2 separate regions of the Homo sapiens genome follow, and region 1 is linked to region 2. A link is an interaction called in ENCODE POLR2A ChIA-PET data of the cell type or tissue named here. Cell type or tissue: PC-3. All regions are shown on one strand. Each heading gives the region's core, and the rest is flanking DNA. Links, peaks and the distances in the headings are about the cores only. Region 1 overlaps PJA2 (praja ring finger ubiquitin ligase 2). Region 2 overlaps FER (FER tyrosine kinase).

What was found. Peaks named below come from ENCODE experiments on the same cell type or tissue, not always from the same donor. Only the 100,000 strongest peaks of a DNase experiment are listed, where the experiment ranks them.
Region 1: POLR2A ChIA-PET joins it to region 2 with 9 read pairs; 1 of 35 experiments calls an interaction of 5 or more read pairs at or near these places.

What each region holds. Positions count from the first base shown.
Region 1 is chr5:109,376,605-109,386,331 of GRCh38, forward strand. It overlaps PJA2 (praja ring finger ubiquitin ligase 2), which reads right to left. Exons shown (of 10, transcript NM_014819.5): 2 at 6,799-6,916; 3 at 4,899-5,099; 4 at 1,600-2,650. The coding sequence starts at 6,829. Among named protein-coding and RNA genes, the nearest start is that of PJA2, 29 kb to the right of the region's middle. In PC-3, for the core only: no CTCF peak of the experiment used is centred there; a DNase peak (open chromatin) is centred at 4,257.
Region 2 is chr5:108,896,771-108,906,497 of GRCh38, forward strand. It overlaps FER (FER tyrosine kinase), which reads left to right. Exons shown (of 20, transcript NM_005246.4): 10 at 889-1,078. Among named protein-coding and RNA genes, the nearest start is that of FER, 150 kb to the left of the region's middle. In PC-3, for the core only: no CTCF peak of the experiment used is centred there; a DNase peak (open chromatin) is centred at 4,051; H3K27ac peaks cover 1,120 bases.

The DNA of each region.
Region 1 (9,727 bases), core at 2,086-6,085, 480 kb after region 2:
CTCCTTAAAGAAGAAAAAGTGTAACTGGGGGAAAAAAAATACAAGCACCTTACACTTTCAAAAAAATAAATTATCAAAGACTGTAAGTTTTGTCTTTTTTTAAAAATAGTAACCTAGAGGTATAATATTAGAGACTTGCAATCTATTTCAAAATCTTAGGGCTAAATGTGTTTTGGAATTTTGATATATATTTCCCAGATTTAGAACTACTACTTAACAAACCCCAACATGGTCCAGGCCACACACAGTAATCAAACATAACTATATTTCTGCAGTAAAATATACAAATATTTGAAAAAATACCCTCATTTCAATTCAGATCCAGATCTGCTTATCCAGGAAGTTAACATCAGGTCAGGCTTTGTGGCCAATTTCTGTTTTTAGAAGTGTGGATACTGAATAAAACACTGTGGGCTTGAACTGAAAAAAACTTTACCTTTAGCTTAAAAACAGTATATCATACAAAAATTACTTACTAACCCTTAAAGTTTACAGACTTTGACAGAGCAGCAGAAATTATATTTTAAATATTTTCTATAATAAATTACACAATCTGTATTATAGTAGCTTAATTCATATGTCCAAAGAAAATCAAATGAATTGTTTTATGACATGAATTAAAATGCATTCATATTCAAAATGGTAAATTTCTTCCTTTATAGTACTTTCTAACTAAAAAAAAACCACACAATTATTTCCACTAGCTAATAAAATCTTGCAATTGCACTGTAATTGAGCACTGTCAGGGATGCAACTAGCTTACAAGGACTCATGAAAATCTGGACACTGGGGTAATGGAAATTCAGCAACTGAACAAAGAAATTCTCCATTTTTTTCTTTTTCTGTTGTCTTATGGTTTGGAAAAAAAAGATACGGGTTTGTAAGAGCAATCAGAATGCTTATTATAAGTTTTATGTTCTGTTGAAAATAGCAAAGAATAGTGGTGAACAGTCTCTGGAATACCCAGTTAGGTACTCAAAGTCCAGCTCTACCATTAAGTTGCTCTGTGACCTTAGGAAGTTATATAATGCTCTGTGCCTCAGTTTCCTTATTTACAAATGAGGGAAATAATGGAATCTACCACACAGAGTTGTTAATGAGAATTGAATGCTAAGAAAAAATAAGTAAAAAATAAACTTAGTGATAGGAAGAGCCACAGGAAGAACAGATAAAGAGGGAAACAAGTGATATTAGTCACTACTGGCAATGTTAATGAAGTATTACCAATCAATAATTTGTGATATTAATCACTTTTTAAACCCAGACTGGCTTAATGTAGGTTTTTAAAAAATACAACAAATGTTTATTTTACATTTTATTAATTGAAATACCATGAACTAGCATCTCTATCCCTTTATAATAATAATCATTATCTGAACTTACTTCTGTAAACTACTAAAAACCTCAAAAACATTTTTTTGTGAAAAATTCTAATGAGTAGTTTGCATGTATGGTTAGCATTCAGTAAATAAAAATATTTGGTAAGTCAAAATGTCTAATTCCCTGATCATATCAAATAGCCCAGCCATCAAACATGGTTCTAGAAAGAAACCACTTCATTTACTACACAATCGGAAAAAGTACTGGATGTGACCTTACCTATCTTCATCTTTGTCATAGAGTTGGTAATAATCTCCACAGCCATTCCAAAAGGTGTTATCCACCTCTTGCCTTCCTGCTGTGGCTCCACTTTCTGATGTCATTTGGTTATTTTCTGTTTCCCTTTGTGTAATAACTCTTGAGTATGGTGGATCCAAGAACATACAGTCATGCTCTCCATCATATTCTTCACATTTTATTAAGAGGTCATCTGAGCCACTTTCCTCAACTTCCAAAGCCTCTCTCCATCTTTGAACACTTCTTTGTTTCGCCTCATGCCTATTAAAACCTGTTTCTTGGTCCACCTGGCTTGAACTTATCAGTTTTCTAACTTTTGGCCTCACTACCTGTTCAGGAGAACTTCCATGGTTCTTTTCCCTATCATTGGTATTTTGTTCACTACAAATATGCCCTGGACCACAGGCTGCATCTTCAGGTGAATGTTCTGTCTGTCTTTCCTGGCTAGTATTATTTTGTTGTTTCGTACTAACCATTTCATCTTGAGAAGACCTCTGAATTTCCTGGCTATTCTGATGGACAAACTCAGTATCACCAGCAGAACTTTTCACTAATGGTACAGAATCTAACTCTTCAAACTCATCTCTTACTTCACAGTTAAATGAGGGAACTGGTGGTGAAAGACCAGTGTATGCCTCTGCCTCTCTGTTTTCCAACTCAAATACTGTATTGCCTAATGATTCCTGGTATCTACTACCTTCCACGACTTCTGCAGAAAGTTGAAGATGGTCATTATCTTCTCCATGTTTGCCATCTGGATCATAAGAGTCTGTATGAACCAATGCAATTCCATTTTGGACACTTGAAGCACTACAAGCTCCTGGAATATACTCTCCCTCAGAGTGATTATGAAGATTTGTACTGCTTCCTAAGGTATCCCTGCCTTCCTCACTGTGATGTACTGCAACAAAGGATTGACTGCTCTCAGTGGTTTGATTCAATGCTGAACCACAAGTGGGAATTTCTGTTTCACTTTTTTCAAATATAGGTTCACTGGGTAAAGAAGAATCAACTTGATCCAAAGGACTGGAACCTTCATAAAAAACAAAAGAAAACATATTTTAAAGGATTAACTTAGATAAAATTTTATGTAATAACTATCACTTAAGTGGAAATCATACCAATTATTACTACTTGAATACATGAGTAAATTTATTTACCAAGCACTTCTATGCTCCTTAACTGAGAATGCAGACTGATTACTCTATGAGTTCATTTATGTCAATGTACAGCCTTTCACTATCATCTCCCTCACATGGCTTTGGCAGTTTTCTATCTAAATCCTAATATCTAATGCCTTCTGCAAGACATATAAAGGAGAAGCTCTTGAGAGGTTATACAATGGGAAGCCTCTCGTAAGTGGAGTCTAGGGTAACCAATCTGCTTCCCAGTGATTTCCAAACTTACCTTCTTTATTATATGCAGGTAAAAACAACAACAAAACAAAAAACCTTCAAAAGTACTTATGACAGATATAATAACTATAGTTACAGATTTAAGAGAAATTAGACCCTATTGTGTTTTGTTGGCAATTCACAAAATTATATCTCAGTATCTCGACAGATTATAAATTGAATTGTTGTAATACATTTGTAATAAGTTTACTTTAGATGTGTTATAGTTATGACTGAAAAACAACAAAGAGATCAATATGTTGATTCTTGTCATAATTGTGAGAATTCTGAAACATGAGTAAAATCATATCTATAAATTACTTTAAGCATAACTATCTTGCATCACCACTAATAAAAAAAATGAAGACATTTGAGATTTGCTGGAATAAAAATTCATGAATTGTAAAATAACTGAAGTTCGGCCATGATATATGGTACGAAGGGTTCTTTGATATATGGTACGAAGGGTTCTTTTTTTTTTTTTTTTTTTTTTTTTGAGACGGAGTCTTGCTCTGTGGCCCAGGCTGGAGTGCAGTGGCATGATCTCGGCTCACTGCAAGCTCCGCCTCCCAGGTTCACACCATTCTCCTGCCTCAGCCTCCCAAGTAGCTGGGAACGAAGGGTTCTTCAATGGGATGACCCTAGCTAGTAATTCAGATTCTTACATATGACAGCAAAAATAATCTAGAAATGTCTTGTCAAGTTTGCTTAGAACAAGAGGAAGAAGACAAATCCAGTCCAAAAATGTGCAATTATGGTACATGGATAGCTGCAAAATACTTTTTCAAAACCATTGAATAACTAAGAAATTTTAATTGAATAAGCCTTCCTTGTCCTTTGGATTTTGTAAAATGATGAAAAAATAAACAAGCCAAGTTAAATTTAGGATAAAATTAAAAGAAGAAAAGTTGGCCGGGCACAATGGCCCATGTCTGTAATCCCAGCACTTTGGGAGGCTGAGTTGGACGGACCACTTGAGGTCAGGAGTTCGAGACCAGCCTGGGCAACATGGCAAAACCCCATCTCTACCAAAAAATACAAAAATTAGGCGTGGAGGCGCATGCCTGTAGTCCCAGCTACTTGGGAGGCTGAGGCAGGAGAACCACTTGAACCCAGGAGGTGGAGGCTGCAGGGAGCCCAGATCACGTCACTGCACACCAGCCTGGATGACAAAGTAAGATTCCATCTCAAAAAAAAAAAAAAAAAAAGAACGCCAGGCATGGTGACTCACACCTGTAATCCCAGCACTTTGGGAAGCCAGCCAAGACAGGTGGATCACTTGAGAGGTCAGGAGTTTGAGATCAGCCTGGCCAACGTGGTGAAACCCTGTCTCTACTAAAAATACAAAAATTAGCTGGGTGCAGTGACAAACACCTGTAATCCCAGCTACTAAGGAGGCTGAGGCACAAGAATTGTTTGAACCTGGGAGATGGAGGTTGCAGTCAGCCAAGATGCACTACTGCAGTCCATCCTGGGCAACAGAACGTGACTCCATCTCAAAAAAAAAAAAAGAAGAAGAAGAAAAGTTATTTAAATATTATATGCAGGGAAAAAATATCTCTACTTGATCCACATTTTTAAAAATTTCAAAATATATCTTTTTGATTCAAAGATGATTTCCTTTGGCTGGAGGTTATGACAACGTAATCACTACTATGAGAGTGTGGTTATATTTTAATGATTGGCTGTATTCTATTTTCTTCTACAATGTTTAAATATATACACCATTAATATTAAATTCAATAAGAATTTCAAAATAGAATTTCTTGATAGGAAGTGTGCTGCATTTACACTCACAGACATGCATAATACCCACCCAAAAATTTAATTATAAGATCAATTCCTATATAACTATTAATAACCTTTAAATAATTAAATGTTACACACCTGAGGAATTTTCCTTTGGAACATCATCTAGTTCCAACACTTCATAGTCATCACCAGCCCGACCTAAGCTTCTTTCATGTCTGGTCATACATGGTTTAAAACTGACATAAGCATGTCTTCTTCCATATCTCCTGCCTGTAATTGTCTGATACCCTCCTGCTGGTTTGGGCCAGACAGCCTTACCAGATTCTTGGTCCATTGCTGAAAAAAAAGTTAAAAAATTAAAACAGGAACAGCAATGAGCTTTATTCTTGCAACCTGTTGGGGAAAACTACTTCAGTTTATATTTTATTATTTATCAAATCATATGCTTCTGAACATGAAGTGTACCTTACTAGTACTATAAAACATTATTCTTCACACACTAGAAAATTAAATATGAAGTACTATATAATAAGAGTTAGTGGCCTTTTCCCTTCAAAAAATATGTTTTAAAATTTGGTTTCTTTAAGGTATTTCAGATTTTTATAATGAAACCTATCAAAAAATATTTTTCATATGCCAAATTATTATACTGCCAAAGCTCTTTATGGGAGATCTTCCAAATTAAGTACCTTATATATTATATTAATATAAGTGCTCAATACATATTTGATGAATCAATTACTAGCATTATGATATGATGGTTTCAATTACTTTAAGAATGAAAACATTTATGTCAAAGATAACAAGTAACCTCTTTAAATGGTATCTGTACCATGAAGAATCAACTAGATCACAATAAATATGTTCCAAAGATTAACGTCAGATAAAACTATCCAAAAGAAAACAGCAATGAGCCAGGTCAAACACATACTACCCTGCCTTCAAAACTACCAATAAATGGTATATGTTATGGTAAGAAAAGCCATCAACATTTACATGACTTGACAATTAAGTTTTGTTGACTGAGGGGTATACAGTAGTAAACAGCAGCAACTTTCACTAAGTAGTACATTATTATACACACACATATATATATTAAGTGTAAGTCTGCTTAGTCAATTATACATTACATGTACTACACAGCAACTAAACAAAATATTTTCTCACAGCATATGGTATAGTCAATAAATGCAACAGTTGCTGGGCATGGTGGCTCATGCCTGTAATCCCGGTACTTTGGGAGGATGAGGCAGTCGGATCACTTGAGGCCAGGAGTTCGAGATCAGCCTAGCCAACATGGCGAAACCCCGTCTCTACTAAAAATACAAAAATTAGCCAGACGTGGTGGCACATGCCCATAATTCCAGCTACTCAGGAAGCTGAGGCATGAGAATCACTTGAACCCAGGAGGCGGAGGTTGCAGTGAGCCAAGACTGTGCCACTGCACTCCAGCTTGGGTGACAGTTCGAAACTCCATCTCAAAAAAAAAAAAAAAATGAATAAATGAATGAATGAAACAGTTACATAATTTCTTAGTTGTATTAAAATAAGAAATATAATCACTTCCAAGAAGGAAACAGAAACAAACATGTATTTATAATACACGCACATATCGAGTATAAATAATATCAAGTGTTACACTTATTTAATCCCATCAGTAATCTTGAGGTGGATATTGTATTCTATTTTAAAAATTGAAAAATTAAAGTTAAAATTAAGTGTTGGATAACTTGTCTAATAATCCAAAAGTATGACTCCAGAACCAATGCCCTTAACAATTCTACCAAAAGAATAGTCTCCGAAGTGGAAAGCATAAAGCTTTCCAAGCTAAATGGGTATGGAAAGAAAATACCAGAATTTCTATTTTTACCTATCAAAAATTAGAAACTAAGCTTTACAAATATTCAATATATGGATCAAAACCAGCCTTTTAGTAAGACCACAGGTCAGATGATCATATGTCACTTACTGGTACTCAAGGTACCCAGAGGAAAAAACAAGAAGTACTCAATGTAGAAGAACTGACTTTCCTTACCTGCTGGCTCCTTTTCAGTGTACTGTGACATATATGGCAGCGTCTGTGTGACCAGTTCAGTAGAATTATAGATGTGATTTAGTTTTTATTCACACTATGGACAAGCCGCAGAAGATTCCTACAAAGAAACAATGAATTGAACAATATATTAATAAAAGCACAAAAATAGCAAAACTGATACTTCTGCTCCTCCTAGTGAAGTCTTATAATAAAACTTAGAAAAATACAATGTGATGTAGCCAGCATGGTGGCAAATGCCTGTGATCCGCCTTAGATTACAGCACTTTGGCAGGCCAAGGCGAGCAAATCAGTTTGAGCTCAGGAATTCGAGAACAACCTGGCCAACATGGTGAAAGTCTGTCTCTGCAAGAAATACAAAAATTAGCCAGGCGTGGTGGTGCACACCTCTAGTCCCTCAGGAGGCTGTGGTGGGAGGATTGCTTGAGCCCAGGAGGTGGAGGCTGCAGTGAGCCGAGATCATGCCACTGCACTCCAGGCCTGGGTGACAAAGTGAGATCCCGTCCCAAAAATAAATAAAAACAAGAAAAATACAACACAATTTGACAAGCCAATCAAAAACTCTCAGAAATACCAAAATGGCTATGTGAAATACAGATTTACATCTGCTCTTGATAAACCTTGCCTAAGTATATATCATCCTTAAGACTGTCAATGACAACAACACATACATAATTTGTAAGTAAACAAACAAAAATATCAGAAGTACTGACTCAGGTATGTAACCAAACTATTTGGGAGTCTACTACACTGTGCTATCATTGCTTCTCTGTCAAGCAGTAAAGTTCCTTTAGCCCTGGAATTGCTAAAAGGTAACTGTAAGAATACAAACTTCATTTTTTAAAAATGTGTAATGGCTTATAACAATAATTAATGTGTGTAAATAATGATGTATTTATTCTTTGCAATAGTCAGTTGATCAGATAATTTAATCCCAAATAAGAACCTATTTTCAATCAGGAAAAACTACAATTTATCATGGAACAAATACAAAAAGAACTTCTGTTTTGAAATTAATGCATTTATTTACTATTTGAAAAGTACTATTTGAGAAGTTGCAACCTGTGGTTTTTTTGAAAGTTTGGTTAAGTTTTTATTTAAACACCTTATTTATTTAAACACTTGAGCTACTGCTAATTGCTCATCATTAATGCAATAGCTCTGCAAATGAGTTTAATTTATATGTTACCTGTCTAATCACAGACAGATATATATTAACATACGTAAGAGTACAAACCCACATTCACCCATATAATTTATAAATTCAGTAACAAGTTATGATCCTTTAAAGTATCTGAATCAAAAGAGGCTGTTAGCAACAGCTAAAGAGAAAAGGAATATAAAAATAATAATAATCTTAACATACTGGCAAAAACATAGGTGCTAATTAACAGTGTTTTAACTTTTTTTTTTTTGAGGGCGAGTCTTGCTCTGTCGCCCAGGCTGGAGTGCAGGGGCTTGATCTCGGCTCACTGCAACTTCCACCTCACGGGTTCAAGTGATTCTCCTGCCTCAGCCTCCCAGTAGCTGGGACTGTAGGCGTGTGCCACCATGCCCGGCTAATTTTTGTATTTTTAGTAGAGACAGGGTTTCACCATATTGGTCAGGCTGGTCTCAAACTCCTGACCACGTGATCCACCTGCCTTGGCCACCCAAAGTGCTGGGATTACAGGCATGAGCCACAGTGCCTGGCTGAAATGTGCGTTTTATTCTGAGATGGAAAACCATCAAAGTTCTGACCACAGAAGAGATATTTGACTTCTGTTTTAAGAAGAATGCTCTGGCTACTGTATTGAATAGCATGAAGAGGAATGAGGTCTAAAGCAGGGAGCACTGTTAAAAAGCTATCAAAATAATACTGGTAAGAGATCATAGTGGTTTGGACCAGGGTTAAAATAAAGATGGTAAGAAATGACCAGATTCTGGACATATTGTAAAAATACAATCAACAAAATTTACTAATATAGGATATGAAAGAAGGTCGAGGTTGACTCCAGGTTTTACAGGCTGGGCAATGGGAAAAATGGAGTAAATTTCAATTAATGTAGGAAAAATTGTGGAAGAGCCAGATTTGAAGAAAATATATTCAGTTCAGTTTTGGATGAGTTAAGTTTGAGATATCTATTAGACATTCAAATGGAAATATTAAATAGGAGTCTGGTGTTGACTGAAGAATTATGAGCTGTTAGTATAATTTGGGAGTTGTCAGTGTATAGATTATACCAAAACAGGTATGAACTTGGATGAGATCTCTAGGTGTACATGGAGAAGTGAAGTTAAGCCCTGAGAAAATCAAATATGAAGAGGCCAGGGAAAAAGAAGCAGAGATTGAGTATCCCTTTTCCAAAATGCTTGGAACCAGAAGTGCGGATTTGGGATTTTTTCAAATCTTTGAATATTTGCATATACATAATGAGATATCGTGGGGATGACATCCAAGTCTAAACAGAAAATTCACTTGTTTCCTACACATCTTACACACACAGTCTGAAAGTAATTTTATACAATACTTTTAATAATTGTGTGCATGAAATAAAGCTTCTGTTAAGTACTGATGTGTGGAATGTTAAAATTATGGTGCCATATTGGCAGTAAAAATGTTTCAGATTTTGGGGCCAGGTGCAGTTGCTCACACCTGTAATCCCAGCACTTTGGAAGGCCAAGGCAAGCAATCACCTGAGGTCAGTGAGACTCTGTCTCAAAAAAAAAAAAAAGTTTCAGATTTTGGAACATTTTTCAAATGTTAAATTTTTGAATTAGGGATGCTTAACCTATAGCAGAAAAAACAACAGAGGGCAGTGAGAGAAAAGAAAAATACTGAAGTGTGAACACCAAGTGAAGAAAGTGTTTTAGGCAGAACTGATCGTGCCAAAAGTTAAAGTATGATGAAGGCCTATCACTGACCACTTAG
Region 2 (9,727 bases), core at 2,263-6,262:
AATTTAAGAAGATAGTATTTTCTGACCTTATTTTCCAATTTTGACATTTTGTCTAATTTATAATCTATTGTCTCTTACATATTAATAACTTACTTTCAGCAGTGCATGGCACGGTCCTTTTTGGAAATTATTGTAATATATAGTGTGGGCTATTTCCAGAAGTATCTACCACCACTACCTGTTTACACGTGGCTTCAATGTGGGTGAATTAGTTTGAAATTCCCATTGAAGGCAGCCTCCAAGGGTTAAAAAGTCACAGTAAGACAACCTGTGGCCCTGTACTTTAAAGGAGGGATGGGAAAGTATACTGTATTTATATTGGAGACGTTGGAAAGATTTGGAGACCTTTGTTTTACTCATTCCTCCAGTTACATCTTAGCCCTTAGTCCTTGTCATAGTAGTTTCACTTGCCGCCAGACACACATCCCTCACAACATATACACAAGCTTTGTGTCCAGACTGTCACCTTGATTTTATTTATTTTACCCTAGGCACAGATCTGACCCTAGCTATATTGCCTTTGATACTTAAAGTAAATTTAAGATCCTGCTTCTGTTATTTTAATTCATTCTAGGCCCTATACCTCTGGACCTAAGTGTCTACTCTGTGAGGTATATAGTTTAGCTAAAATAAAATGAATGCCATAGATCATAATATATTTGAAAGCATCTTGAATTTGGATTTGACTCCAAACACTTCATTATATTTTGTTAATGCTAGCATGTAATAAATACTGTGATAACTTAAAATCTGCTTAGTTTCATATTTTTTATGATTCTAAAGGGCTCTTATAAAAATGAAATCAAAGAAAAGCATAATTTACATATATGAGGTTTCCTTAATGTCTTCTTAATGAAGTTGAAATCATTTATATTTATTCTCTTTTAGTATTGTGCTTCTGCTAAGCCAAAAACAGGCACTTGAAGAACTGAAACAGTCAGTCCAGCAGCTGAGATGCACTGAAGCAAAGTTTTCAGCACAGAAGGAATTACTAGAGCAAAAAGTGCAAGAAAATGATGGGAAAGAGCCACCTCCAGTAGTAAATTATGAAGAAGATGCACGATCAGTTACATCTATGGTAAGCTAAAGAATAATCCAATGAGAAACTTGGAAGAGTAGTGTCTAGGTAATAAGTGCATACAAAAATTATTTAAATTTGCTATAACAAATTGTTACTCTTGTTAATATGCAGGTCCTATTAAACTTGTTTGTAAATGCAAAATAGACTTGTCAGTCACCTCAGGTCACCTGGAGAGCACTTTCAGGAACCACCTGTAGAGTCAGAGGAAAAAGTTCTTCTCTTGCCTTCAAAACTGAAAGGAAAGACTGCAGTTGTTTTTATTCCTGGGAGACAGCAGGAAGGTAGGGTCTTATTCTTAAGAGAGAAGTAAGCAATAAGAAGAAAGCTATTTATTGATTTTTTTCTTCTTAAGTAGAATCTTATTTATCTGAGATTGCTGGTGTATTTATTGCTTTTAAAATACAAAATATTGATTTAGTTTAAGAATTTTTTTTCTGCTCATAAATGTGACCCTTAGACTACAATAAATACATTCAAATTCACCAACTTGAAATTCAACTTTATTTCATAGTTTTATTAACTGTTTAAGAATGCCTAGTATAAAGTCTTTCTTCTTCTCTCCTTTCCTTTCCACTCCTCTCCTTTCTTCTCTTCTTTGCTCCCCTCTCTCCTCTTCCTTTCTGTCCTCTCCTTTCCTTTCCTTCCTCTTTCTCTCTCCTTTCTCCTTCTTCCTTCCTTTCCCTCCCTTCCCCTCCCCTTCCTCCCTTCCCTTCCCTTCCCTCCCTTCCCCTCCCCTCCCCTCCCTTCCCCTCCCCTTTCCTTCCTTCCTTCCTTCCTTTCTTTTTCTTTTTCTTTCCTTTCTCTCTTCCTCTTTCTTTTCTCTCTCTTCCTCTTTCTTTCTTTATCTTTCCTTTTTCTATTATCTACCTATTGATCTATCTATCTATGTATGTTGGTGGTTCTCACCCCCTGCCACACACATACCTGGGACATTTGGTAGTATCACCAGACACTGTGATTGTCATAACCAGATCTAGTGGGTAGAGATTGGTGATGCTGGTAAACCTCTTAGAATGCACAGAACAGCCCCTCCCTTCACACTCCCAGCACAAAATTATCCAGGCTAAAATGTCAAAAGTGCCAAGGTTAAAAAAGTCTGAGCTACATCCTTGGCATTTCCTGTGGGTAACTTACAGAACTATTATAGTTATGCTATAGCTGATATTTTAGTACTTTTTACTTTATGTTGTTCTAAATAGTATGATTTGATTAAGTGGGTTCATATGTCTCCATAGCAAAAAAAAAAAAAAAAGACCGTATCTGAGAATACGGTAAATGTAGTAATGAATATGAAGTATTTAAACAATTGTGGTTATTACTATTACTATTAAATATTAAAATTAAACTATTGTGGTTGTTAGTAATATTGAGCCATATTAATCTACACATCACTTTGTGAATTGTGAATTATGAATCCTTGCACTCTTTCACTGTCCTAGCTATAAGGATCTCAGCACATGTACCAAGGACCCTATTAAATTCCCTTTCTTGCTTCATGATTCTTGATAAGTATCTGGCATATGTGTTCTTTCAAAGGAACTTTTGAAATGTTTTCCTTTTGTTTGGCTTTGGAATATCTTATCTAGTAAATCTTTTGTTCACTGAGTGTGGTTTATAATATTTCCCTGTTACCATGACGTTGTGGAATTGGTTATTTAAAGGCTTGGCTGGGCGCGGTGGCTCACGCCTGTAATCCCAGCACCTTGGGAGGCCGAGGTGGGTGGATCACAAGGTCAGGAGATCGAGACCATCCTGGCCAACATGGTGAAACCCTGTCTCTACTAAAATACAAAAAAAAAAAAATTAGCTGGGTGTGGTGGTGTGTGCCTGTAATCCCAGCTACTCAGGAGGCTGAGGTGGGAGAATCATTTGAACCTGGGAGGTGGAGGTTGCAGTGAGCTGAGATCGTGCCACTGCACTCCAGCCTGGTGAAAGGGCAAGACTCCATCTCAAAAAAAAAAAAAAAAATTCTGATCATCTGGAGTTTAATATTTCATAATCATTGAAGAAAAGTTTTGTTTAACTAATGAATAGATAATGTTTCTGAGGTAGTGTATAGTGTAGTTTAAGAGAATGAATTGCCTTCCGGCACCTTCAAGTTCTGCTCTCGTGTCCATTAATTCAATGGTGATAATACTTAATATATTTTTACAAGATGGTGCTGCATATTTCATTTTATCAAATTTATTTTAAATTGTTGAAATACTAATTATAAATTAGATCTTGCCTATTTGCTGAAGCAATGCTTTTAGTCATTAAGGATTTTTTTGTAAAAGAATACTATAATATATGTAGTTTAAAGCAATAAATTAATATTTTACAAATAAGACAGGGCATTCTTACAAATTAATGCCAGTTAATGAGATTTTACAGCATTTTTTCAGAACAATTAGAAATTTTTACAATGCCCAATTCCTAAAACTTAAGAATACATCTACATGTGTCAGTGAAATCTTTGTGTAATTCAGTTTTTCAATTAATAATTAGAATATTACTTTTCAGTTTACTTGGAAACGAAAACAATCAAAGCTTTAAATGATTTTGTCCCCAAATGACTGTTTAAGCATTGCTTTATGAATAATGTTACAAGAAAAGCCTGGAATTCACATAAGTGGTTCTATTGGTATTTTCTCTTTATAAATTCCATTGCTATAAATGGTATACAATTTCAATAAGAGACTTATTTGAATATTGGAAGAATTGGAAGAACTCAAAATTAAACTATTGTATCATGGAAAATTGTGAAAATTTGTGTAAATATTATTTGAGAGCAGGAGAGACAATGAATTATGCTCCATGATCTTAGTTAATGGCAGTGTTACTGAAAATACCGACTCTTCGGTGGTGAATGCTTCTGTAGAAGAGTGCTTTAAGGAACTGTACCATTGAAATGTGCCATGCATTGGGTATTCTTATAAAGGTTCCAAATGATCAAATGTGTAATCAGGGTTGGGGTTGTATAGTCAAGTTCTTAGTGTTTGATGTTTATTTTGTCTTAGTCTTGATGTTTATTTTAGCTCTATGAGTCAATGAGAGTTAAAGCTCATTGTTACAGTTTAAACGTTTGCTCTCTCCAAAACTCATGTGGAAATTTAATTGCCATTGTAAGAGTGTTAAGAGGTGGGACCTTTGAGAGGTGATTAGGTCAGGAGGGCTTCATCCTTATGGATGTAATTAATGTCTTTATAAAAGAGGGAGTTTGGCTCCCCTTTACCTCTTTGCCCACCTCCCCACCCCCGCCATGTGAAACCAAAGGATTCTTTTCCTTTGGAGGATGCAGTCTTCAGTGGTCCATCTTGGAATTGGAGATTGGGCTCTTTTCAGATGCCAGGTCTGCTAGCACCTTGATCTTGGACTTCCTGGAACTGTGAAAAATGAATTTCTTTCTTTTTTTTTTCCTTCACAACTATGCTAATGAGGAAAGCTGTGGTTATGCTAGATAAGTATGATGAATTAAGTAAGAGAGGGGAAGAGGAGTGAAGATGCATATAAGAAAGTGATTATAATGATTAAAGAATTAAAGCTGTGTAATAAAGACAGAGGCCATCAAGAGAGGAATGGAGTATAAGGAAAAGTGCTTTGAGGAGATAGGTTGTTAAATCAGGTGATTATGGCATAATAGGTTAGATAATAGAATCTTAAAATTTTGGAATTTCCTCTAGCCAGTGACAGTAAGCAGAATCAGAAATAAAAGTGAAGCATCTTCAATGGCACACCTGTAAGGGAATATAATAAATAATAATCACTTTGTGTCTACCACAGAAATAAAACCCTGCCATTTTATAAACCTTAATATTATTTAAAAAATAATTTTGGTAGACTGGATGTAGTGGCTCACACCTGTAATGTCAGCATTTTGGGAGGCTGAGGTGGATTTACTGCCTGAGTTCAGGAGTTTGAGACCAGCCTGGGCAACATGGCAAAACCTTGTCTCTACAAATATATAAAAATTAGTCGGGTGTGGTGGCACATGCCTGTAATGCTAACCACTCAGGAGTTTGAGGTAAAAGGATTGTTTAAGGTGTGTAGTTTGAGACTGCAGTGTTCCACGATTGTGCCACTGCACTCCAGCCTGGGTGACAGAGTGAGAGCCAGTCTCAAAATAAAATAAAAATAATTTTGGTCTATTAGTAGAGTAACCTTTAAAAACCATAAATCACAGTTTTACCTTATTTGCAAAGGTTCACTCTACTTCTCTGAACTTAACAGAGTGTTTCTAAGGCTTAGGATAACATTGGAAAGATTAGTCTTTTCTGTTATACCATCAAGCTTATAGACTACCGGAGGGGGAATAAATTCATTTGAACTTTGGCAGTACTCTATTAAAGAGGAAAAAAACGGGCTATAAGAATACACATCTTTAGAGCATTTAGAGATGATATCTTTGAGACCATTATAATTACAAAAGGAGAAGTACAATGATAATTTATGGAAGGTTTTCCTAGCAATGTTAGTCATATTTATTTTGCTAGGCTGGCAGTAGTACTAGTCTGAGTTTTGTTGTATTGATTTGATTCATTAGATTAGATCTTTATTTTCTCTGTGTATTTCCCATTAGTTTGTGGGATGTTAAGAAGTGTACCATGGAGAAGTGAGTTGCAGAATTTGAGTCATGTTGGGTGAAGCCAAAAGAAACAGTAATATTGACTGCAGGAACTTTCTAAGCCTTTAATATTAAATGTCCAAGGGGGAAATAGTATATGGGATGCAGTGTTTCTGAAAATATTGTCCCAATTCCCTTTCAAGGAGCCTCCTGGGAGGACCATAGTGTAATGGAGCATACTTTGGGAAATGCTTAGTTAGAAGATAAATCCTTTCTTATTGAATTGGGATAATGACAGATTAAATGTCTAATAATTCTGAAGAATTTTGAATTGCTTATGTGTTGTTGAATTTAAGGATTATTTTATATAATAGTTCAATTCTAGCTCTTTGGGGTAGAAGAATCTGCCTTCTGGAGCAAATTAGGAGGGTGAACTCTGTTGACTCACAGTGATGAGAATATCAAAATTTTCTAATCTCCAAGTAAACATCAGCTGCTTTCTTATTATATTTATTTATTTATTTATTTATTTATTAAGAGACATGTTCTTCATTCTTTTTTTAGTTATCTAGTTGTAAGAACATAATAAATATTCAATTAGTATATGCTGAATTAAATAATTGGACTTCGTTTTCCCTTCAGAATAATCTGGTTATTTAACTTTATGACAATATATGCTTTGGACCAAACATATAATAATTTTTGTTGAAAGAGTCTCCCTTATATGTCAGATATGTCTAGAATTTATGGCACCATAAAATGAATTTCTACTTTATAAATGTAATTAGCTAGTCTGTATGATAATTGCCTTTGTTTCTGAAATTGCACATTTTGTTTAAGCCCTTTTGCTAGACCAACACACAACATAGATTTTTCTTCTCTGCACATGTTACTTAGTTTTGCTTAATTGAGCAGCAGTATCAGTAAAATCCTATTTTGTTACATTTTCAACCAACAACACATTTAATTTGTTGGCTAAAAATTGTCAGGCCAGGCCTGGTGGTTTGCGCCTGTAATCCTAGCACTTTGGGAGGCTGAGGCCCGTGGATCACTTGAGGTCAGGAGTTCGAGACCAGCCTGACCAACATGGCAAAACCCTGTCTCTACTAAAAATACAAAGATTAGCCAGACATGGTTAAGATCCCTTAACCTTTCTGAGTTTTCTTTTCCGTAGAGGGAGGAAATGAATATATACCTCTTTTGCCTTACAGGATTTCTGTGACACTGAAATGAGATAATGTGTATAAACATATTTTGTATATTATAAAATCCTGTAGAAAAATATCAGCTTCTATTTCAGTTTTTCTAAAAAATGTACCTTAGTTTACAGGTAAATTAATTGATATTCACTGAGTTCTTAAGTATGAATTGTAGATTTTCTGTAAGATTATTTTACATATTTCTTATTCATAAAGGAAAAACCTTAATTTCTTTGGATAGGTAGTACATGCACATTTACATGGGTCTAAGTGTCCTTTCTTAGTGTCCCAGTTCTCTTCCTTAGAGGTAATCTTCCAGAAGTGTTGTATGCAAATAAAAACACAAGTGTAAATGATATGCCTGCTGTTCTTTTTACACAAGTGTTACAGCATACAACAGTAGTGTTCTGTATCTTGCTTTTTTACTTAATGCATCTTAGGTATCATTTTATAATAGTGAATGTACAGTTACTTCAGTTTTTTTTCATTTATCCATTCAAAAAGCAAATATTTATTGAATGTCAGGTGTCAGGTATCATTTTAGGTTTTGGGGATACAGTAGTGAACAAAATAGAATTTGTTTTCACTGTTATGGGCCTTTTACTCTAATTGGAGGGGACAGTGAATAAACAAACAAATAAATACATAGTATGTCACATGGTGGTAAATTCTTTTGAAAAAAAGCAAGATTGGGGGCAATAAGGCAATGAGTGCTGGGAGTTATTTTTATACATAGTGTGGTTAAGGAAGGATTCCTTGATAAAGTGCCATTTGTGCAGATATCTGGAAGAACTGAGAGAGCAAATGAGACTGCTTGGGGTGAGAATATTTCAGGCAGTGGGAAGAGCAGATGAAAGGAGGAACCAAAAGGAAGCCAGTGTAGCTGAAGAGAGAGAAAGTAATAGGAGATAGGGTCTGAGAAGTAATGGGCAGTTAGATCATAAAGTCATACAGACCCACGTAGGACTTCAGTGCTAATTCATAGAGAAATTAGAAATCATTGAGCGTTCTGAGTGAGGGAGTGACATTTTTACATGGTTTTCAATTTTTTGTTGTAAATACATCTTCAGTGAAAATCCTTGTAATACTATTGTGTGTAGTTTATGTGTAAGATATATTTTAGGTTTTGTTCAGCTTATATAGGTTTAGATTTTACTGTCAAAAAAGTTGAAAAGTTTCTGAACCTGAGAACAATGTCAGTTATAGATATTAATTATAACATTAATATTTCAGTTTTGTAGATGAGTAAATTTTTGCTTCCAGCTTTTCTGTGGCATGAATTTTACCATGCTGAACTTCAGTGTCTTAACAAACCATTACTATTATTAAATTCTTCTATGGCTCTGACACCTAAAGTATATTTACAGTTGTATGTTATACTGTATATAAATTTGATATATAAATTTCTAACTTATAAAACAGGTAAGCTAGGAGGTGATTATGATTATAATCATTTTCCAAATGATTCAGGTCAAGATTCCATTCATCAATAGCCATTTTTCTTTGGCTCATATAAATGAAGTCATTTCATATCACGTTAGCCAATGGATGATGCCAGAAACACTCTTTTTCATTAGGCCACAGTATCTTCAGTATCAGGAGAGAAAAAACAATGCTTAAACTTTCAAAGTGTTTTTTAGCTTATATTTTAACTGTTATCTGTGTTCATATTCATATGAAGTTGATATATAGGCCAAAATGAAGTAAATAAAAATAAGATTTTCCATTTGGTTTTGGAAAAACTATATGTATATATTTCAAATTTATCTTTTAAATTATGAATTTCTTAATTTCTTAGCATAAACTAACTGGCCAGGGGTGAACTAGCCCTAGAAGGATATAATAAAAGGAGAGAGAAGATAAAGTTAGGTAAGAATTAAATATCTACTATGATTAATGCAAATAAAAAGAATTCCTCAGATTTATTTATTCAGTCACTTGGGATTCAACAGCGCTTAATGATTACTTACCACAGGATTATTATGTAATGGGGTTTTTTGGGAAAGGTGGGTCAAAGAGATTTAGAAGCTGTTACAGGATTTGGTCGGAGACATGAAGCACAAGTAATTGATTTAACAGTTAATTGAAAGTTGGCTGAATTTTGACTTGTATGTATTTATACATTAAAACATTTTTTAAACTTGTGTTTAGCAGTACCTATATATATACTCAGTAAATGTTTATAGATGAAATGAATAGGTACAGAATTTCAAAAGCAGGTTAAAATTGATGTAACTCAATTTTTAAAATGGTTTAAATGTTAAAATTGTTTTCATCAAGTATTTCCCACTTTATTAATAAGTAATTGTGGCAATGGTATTCTAACAGGGTGAAAAAATCTGGAGTAGTTACAGAGATAATGACTAATGAGTGGTTGTGATAGAATCTTTGCTCTAGGGAGAGCCCCAGCTATAGAGCCAGACTTCTTTGGTTTGAGTCTTTGCCTCACCACTTAAGTAAGTGCAGGGTATAAGCCAAGTTATGGGACTTTTTCTGTCCCCATTTCCCAGTGTGTAAAATGAGATTACTGTGTTACCCACTCTTGGGTTTGTTGCAGGAATAGTTAAGTTTATACATTTAAAGCATGCAGAACAGTGCTTGTCACTTAGTAAACTAGTATTGTCTAATATTTGATTATTTGATGAAACATCACAGAAACAATAATAAGTTAATGTGTGTGCTTACTTTTTTGCTGGTCTTTTTTTCCCTGTTCTTGATGTTATTTTTTCATTAAGCATAAATCCTTCCTTTTAAAAATGCAAACTATTAATTTTTAGATGATAGGTAAGCATGTTTGTGATCTACTCTTCTCTGTACTTGAAATATTGTTGTCTTTTAGCCACAATAGATTGGAAAACATTTTTTAAAAAACTGTCATGTAATTAACTTACGACTTATGCATTA